Linked DNA regions of Mus musculus: region 1 is linked to region 2. A link is a loop called in an ENCODE intact Hi-C map of the cell type or tissue named here. Cell type or tissue: heart. All regions are shown on one strand. Links, peaks and the distances in the headings refer to the core of each region. The heading gives the core; the rest is flanking DNA. Region 1 overlaps Cox7b2 (cytochrome c oxidase subunit 7B2). Region 2 holds the start of Gabrb1 (gamma-aminobutyric acid (GABA) A receptor, subunit beta 1).

The links. Peaks named below come from ENCODE experiments on the same cell type or tissue, not always from the same donor. Only the 100,000 strongest peaks of a DNase experiment are listed, where the experiment ranks them.
Region 1: a loop joins it to region 2, with 4 times the contacts of the local background. A loop is called at or near these places in 2 of 42 quality-filtered maps.

The regions. Positions count from the first base shown.
Region 1 is chr5:71,544,281-71,547,198 of GRCm38, forward strand. All of the region lies in intron 1 of Cox7b2 (cytochrome c oxidase subunit 7B2), which reads right to left. Among named protein-coding and RNA genes, the nearest start is that of Cox7b2, 2.5 kb to the right of the region's middle. In heart, for the core only: a CTCF peak has its summit at 1,457 (motif pointing right); no DNase peak of the experiment used is centred there.
Region 2 is chr5:71,699,544-71,702,397 of GRCm38, forward strand. It overlaps Gabrb1 (gamma-aminobutyric acid (GABA) A receptor, subunit beta 1), which reads left to right and starts at 389. Exons shown (of 9, transcript NM_008069.5): 1 at 389-552; 2 at 746-837; 3 at 1,262-1,329. The coding sequence starts at 473. It overlaps Gm38562 (a long non-coding RNA gene), which reads right to left and starts at 2,165. Exons shown (of 4, transcript XR_868471.1): 1 at 2,128-2,165; 2 at 1,833-2,031. In heart, for the core only: a CTCF peak has its summit at 1,674 (motif pointing left); a DNase peak (open chromatin) is centred at 1,648; H3K4me3 peaks cover 1,840 bases; H3K27ac peaks cover 640 bases; H3K27me3 peaks cover 414 bases.

The DNA.
Region 1 (2,918 bases), core at 211-2,710, 160 kb before region 2:
CTAGGGTACTCCTATCAATGCGTTAATTTTTCTGCTATATGTTCATGATATTTAAGAGGAAAGTGGTTCAAGGTGCTGTGGGCAGTATGGATGAAATCTGATTTATATGCCTGTCTTTCAATAAAGTTTAAAAGATCATCAAATCACCAGATTTGGGTTAAAGTACATTTTTGTTCTTGAAATTCATTTTTAAATTTTCTTCATTTCTTCCTAGTTTCTGGCATTCTTTGGGTGCCAATGGAAGGATGTTTCTTTTATAAAACAGTCTCTCTCTAGTAGACAGGCACGTTCAACCAAATATCTTTCTTCTAACTAGAGAGTCCCTACACTGGTGAATTCTTGCTCTTAGGGAAGGCCTTAGTTTCTGCTACAAAACCACTCTGAATAGATTCCTGGACTGGAGCTGCAACTGATGTTTCTGAAGCAGGTTCCCCTAGGTGTCCAATGAGAATTCATTTCTCTTCATGTGTTCCTTCGGGCACCATCAATTGTTCACACCCCGAACACCATTCTTTACCACTACATTTTTTTTTCCTGTACAAGCCAGGACTATGTCTCTAATTTTCATTTCATTCTAGCTTTCATCTACACTTCTTACCTTTTTTAATTAAGGATTTTTAAAGAGTTGAGGACTATGAATGTAGTACTCAAAGCAGGGCCCTGGTCTAACAAACCCGAGGCCCAGGGTTCCCTCTGCATTTCTGCACTTTTCAACTGCTTAACTTATTTTCTTCTTCTCTATTACACAACAAATTAATGCCACATTGTTGCAAATAAATATCTGTCTTCTGTGCTTTTTACTTTCTTAACTACATCTTTTCGGTAAGGTACTCCCATCTATATTGTTAATGTCTAGTTTGCTCTAACCACTACTAATAAAGATGGCTTCATTTAGGGTTTACCACAAGTACTTACTGTTCAAATACCACACCCCTAGCCTCCCATGCACATACACCTCTGTGGAATTAATAATTTCAAGAAAGAACTTTTCTTCGTGCTAGATGACTACCCCATTCAACATTTAACTTATACTACATCCTGGCCTCTTATAATACAGTTTATCGCAAAACCTTTGAGCTGTTACAATCTGTCCTATTTGCAAGATGTGTTAGGATAATTAATGATGGCTGAGAACTTGTGGAACTGGCCAATCAATTACTGGTCCAGCTAGAGACCCACACCATAAGAGGGAGCCCAGGCCTGAAACTGCCTGGAAAGCCAGGAACCAGAGGCTGAACATCCAGAGACCCAGGATAGAGTCAACATTACTGCCAAAAAAAAAAAGAAAGAAAGAAAGAAAGAAAGAAAGAAAGAAAGAAAGAAAGAAAGAAAGAAAGAAAGAAAAAGAAAGAATTCCTAATTTCCTAATGGTATTTTACTATACTCATAGATCAGTGCCTAGCCCAATTGTCATTAGAGGCTTCATCCAACAACTGATGTGAGTAGATGCACAACCAAACACTAGGTGGAGCCAAAGGAACCCCATAGAAGAGGGGAAGGAATGATTGTAGGAGCCAGAGGGTTTACAGACACCAGGAAAACACAACCCCACAGAGCTAACTAAGCAGAGTTCATAGGGGCTCACAGAAACTGAAGTGATAACCATGCAGCCTACATAGATCTGTACCAAGTCCTCTGCATATACATTATGTTTGTGTAGCTTGGTGTTCTTTTGGTTCTCCTAACACTAGGAATAACGGGTATCTCTGACTCTTTAGCCTGCTCTTGGGACCCTTTCCTCCTACTTGGTTACCTTGATATAAGGGTTTGTGCCTAGTCTTATTGTAATGCGCTAAGCCATGTTAGGTTTGCGCCTAGTCTTATTGTAACGCACTAAGCCATGTTAGGTTGATATCCCTCAGAGACCTGCTCTTTCTCTTTTTCTTTTCTTTCTTTATTTTTCTGACCTGCATAAAGTATTGAATCTTGGGGAGAAGTGAAGGATGGTGGGATGGCTGGGAAGAGTGGAGGGAGAGGAAAATGAGGTTGAGATATGAAGTATGGGAGCATAATTTAAAATGTTTTTAAGTGAAAAATATATATATAGCTTATCATATGTTAACTATTATGAAAACATTTATTTAAAACACAAAATACATTTACATGCAAACTCCATAGTAGCTATATACCTTGAAAAATCATGAATAATTAATATACTCACAGATCTGCTAAGATTTTCCTTTTATACTTTTAGTGTTCTATTAGCTTACAAAGCATCAGAATTCCTTATGGCATTTTAATACAAACTTAGTTTTGGTTCATGTGTCCGACTCTGTCCTCCTCCTGCTCCTTCCCACCTCTGTATCCTTTATTTACCTTCAATATCCCAATTTTGCTTTCATTTCTAATATTTTATTACTCCCCTGCACCTATATATATATATATATAAAATCATAATCTCATGGACCTCTTTCAAGTTTCCCAGCCTTTACCATATTTACTTCTGTAGTAAAATGGTCATGAAATATATGAAATCATTTTTTTTTCATTCCCTTAGATGGTTCTCTGAAATTTATTTAACATAAATACCCCCAACACATGCTGATTTTGGATCAGTCTTCTGTTTCAACCAAGACTCGACTGAGCAGCACCTCTCCCTAACACTCTGCTGCATTCCTCTGGGTCTCTCTTGAATCTGTTTCCCTCTTAAAGGCATCTACATTAAATCTCATTTCTAGGTCATCTCTAGTAAAACTTTATTATCTTCCTGAAGAAGTTTTCCACCGGCTCACATCCATACTGTTTATGTTCTTCCATTGCTGTAAACTAATACTGAAGCACAAAGTTTAAGCTATTTTTAGTATACCAAAATCTTATGAAAATTTGAGTAGTAGCATGAATGGTCCTCATTCCTTATAAAACTGACTTCATAATTCCAGCTTCCTAATTTGGTATCTTTATGTAGCTCCTGTGGTCAA
Region 2 (2,854 bases), core at 355-2,854:
CTAGGACCTCTATAACTGTCAACAAAAGATGCCAGACAGCCTTAGCCAGATCATTGAAAGCCCTGTTTTAAAAAAGAAAAAAAAAAGAAGGAAAAGAAAAGAAAGAAGGAAAAGAAAAGGAAAAAGAAAAAAATTCAAGCTTAGGACAGGAGGGAAAGGAACACAGCAAACCACAGCTCAGGAAAACTGGGCACACACACACACACACAGGCACGTTGGCTCCTTTGCATAGAGACAGCAGGTTGTATTCGACTACCCAGAGAACGCGGAGCACCTCAGACAGGAACTTTAAAGGGATTGAAATCTGTTGCCTGTTCCACTAGGAATATTGTTTGCAAGGCACAAGGTGTCTTTTGGTAGTGAGTACCCTCTGCGCATGCGCAGGTCCATTCGGGAATTACTGCCCAGCCGCCGACTAAGTTGCATTCCTTGAATCTTCGCAGAAAAGACAATTCTTTCATCAGAGTTAGGAATGTGGACAGTACAAAATCGAGAGAGTTTGGGGCTTCTCTCTTTTCCCGTGATGGTTGCTATGGTTTGTTGTGCACACAGGTGAGCTGCCTGCTTCAATCTCTCTCTCTTTTTTTTTCCTTGGTGATTTTCTTCTTCTTCTTTTATTTTTTATTTTCCCGTGCCTGCTGGATCATGTATCTTGTTATTTGGGGGTAGGTGTGCCTGGATCTTTTTTTATGTCTGTTTTCAGTTTGTGATCTTTCTGAATACGGTCCCTACTTCTTCCCTTCAGCTCCAATGAACCCAGCAACATGTCATACGTGAAAGAGACAGTGGACCGACTGCTCAAAGGATATGACATTCGCTTGCGGCCGGACTTTGGAGGTAATGCTTCTTCATTTTTTTTTTCAACCTGTTACCCATCCCTAGTTCACCTTTTCTGTCAGATATAATGCCTCCTTCCCCATTTTACCGTTCCTGTAAACGTGCAATACTACGCCCTGCGCGCACACACACACACACACACACACACACACACACACACACACACACACACCACGCACTATCCCCAATCTCAGGTGGACGTATCCTCAGGCTGAGCTGTCCCTCTCTTCAAGCCGACACACCCTCTGCACTGTCACTGCATCACGCGTGTGCCCACACCTGTTTTCTCCCGCTGTCCCCTACAACAGGAAAGGGGTAGGGAGGGAGCCTGCTTAGTCTGTAATAAGATCTGGGAAGCCCCCAATGTCCCCTCAGCTCCCTGCCACTCAAAGACTGTCTTTGCTGTGGTCCACCTCCCTGGCAGGGCCCCCGGTGGACGTCGGGATGCGGATCGATGTCGCCAGCATAGACATGGTCTCGGAAGTGAATATGGTGAGTGGCCTCCCCAAGGGCTCGGCGGCCGGCCGAGCTTACGCAGATGAGAAATGAACCAGTTCCCCGTCCTCTGCTTTTCATTGGTGGTCACCTCGGCCCTGGTCCCCAGGGTCCCCACTCCGCGCGTACGCCCCACTCCAGTACACACACTGTCGGTCGCCCCACAGTTTGTATTTTCGACACACACACAGGCTACCGCAGTGCTCCGAAGGAGACGTACTCCGCACTATTTTGGGAAGGAAGGGGGACTGTTGCGCCGGTGGATTGGCTGGGGCGGAGTCTGAGCCTTACTTTAGCCGGGTCTCCCCGACTGTCGGGCTGTGCAGGGCACCATCTGCCGGCGGCCAAGTGGTGTACAGTGGGTTCCCCCGGACCAGGGGTTCGCAGCCAGCTGTGGCCAGACAAGAGCCCCAAAATCTCCACAGCTGAGCAGCCTGAAAGCCCCAACCCACCCATCTCAGCCACCAGGCTGGCTGGGCTCGCGAGTGTCCCCTCCCTACCACAGAATCCAGCGCAGTGTGTGGCAAGAGCAACAGGCTGAGATGAACAGTTCAGGATTGCTAACAGCAGAAGTGCCCAAGCTTGCTTCTAGGCATTCTGGACCCATGCAAGGGTTCATGTGTTTGTCTTCCTGCAGCTTGAAAGTTTTAAGTTGGAGGAGAATCGGCGAGTCATATGACTTGGCTTTCGTCTAGAAATCTGGGCAGAAAAAATAGAGATCTGATGATTAATAGGACTGAGGTGGGGGAGGGCTGGTTTATTTTAGTCATTAATTTTAAGGGATCTACACTTTACCATCCTTCTCTCCCTTCTTCCCTTCCTCCTTCCCTCCCTTCCTCCCTCCCTCCCTCTTTTCCTCCCCCCCCCCCCCCCCCCCCCGTCTTCATAGCACTTCTTTTCTCTGGGGCTGTGGTAAAAGGGATTCAAGTCAGAGCAGCCTCTTGTGTTGTTGGTTGTTTCCATTCACCCTGAGAAGCCCTTTTCTAATTGTGAGAGTTCCCAGGGAAGGAATTGCCTGTTGCTTTTCTAGAACCCACCACCCAGGGAACAGCAAGATCAACAGGAACAAAAGGTCATTTTTATCCACTCCCAAAAGGGAACTAATTCCAGCACCAGAGATTTAGATACGCTGAGTAACTTAGACTGGGATCCTTTCGGATATTCTCTCTGTAACACTTATTGTTCTTCCTCCCATTCCTAGTGGGGCATTTTTATTGTAATATGCTAAGGTTTAAGAATTTTCCTTTTTCATCTTTTAGATTAGGCCAGGAAGCAATACATACATTTATAGATCATTCAACGGGTGGTATATGGATAAAATGTGTGGTTGGGGTTGGCAGAGTTGAAACTCGCTGTCTTAAATGGTTTGGCTAAAATGCTATTTTATAATGTCTTGGATTGTTTCAGATAATATTTTCAAGTGTTTTTCTACTACTACACTGAAAAAGAAATCCATTTTTAAAATTTGATTTAGAAAGTAGATTTTTTTTTTAATAAACAAAGACGTTTAAGAGACTGATAC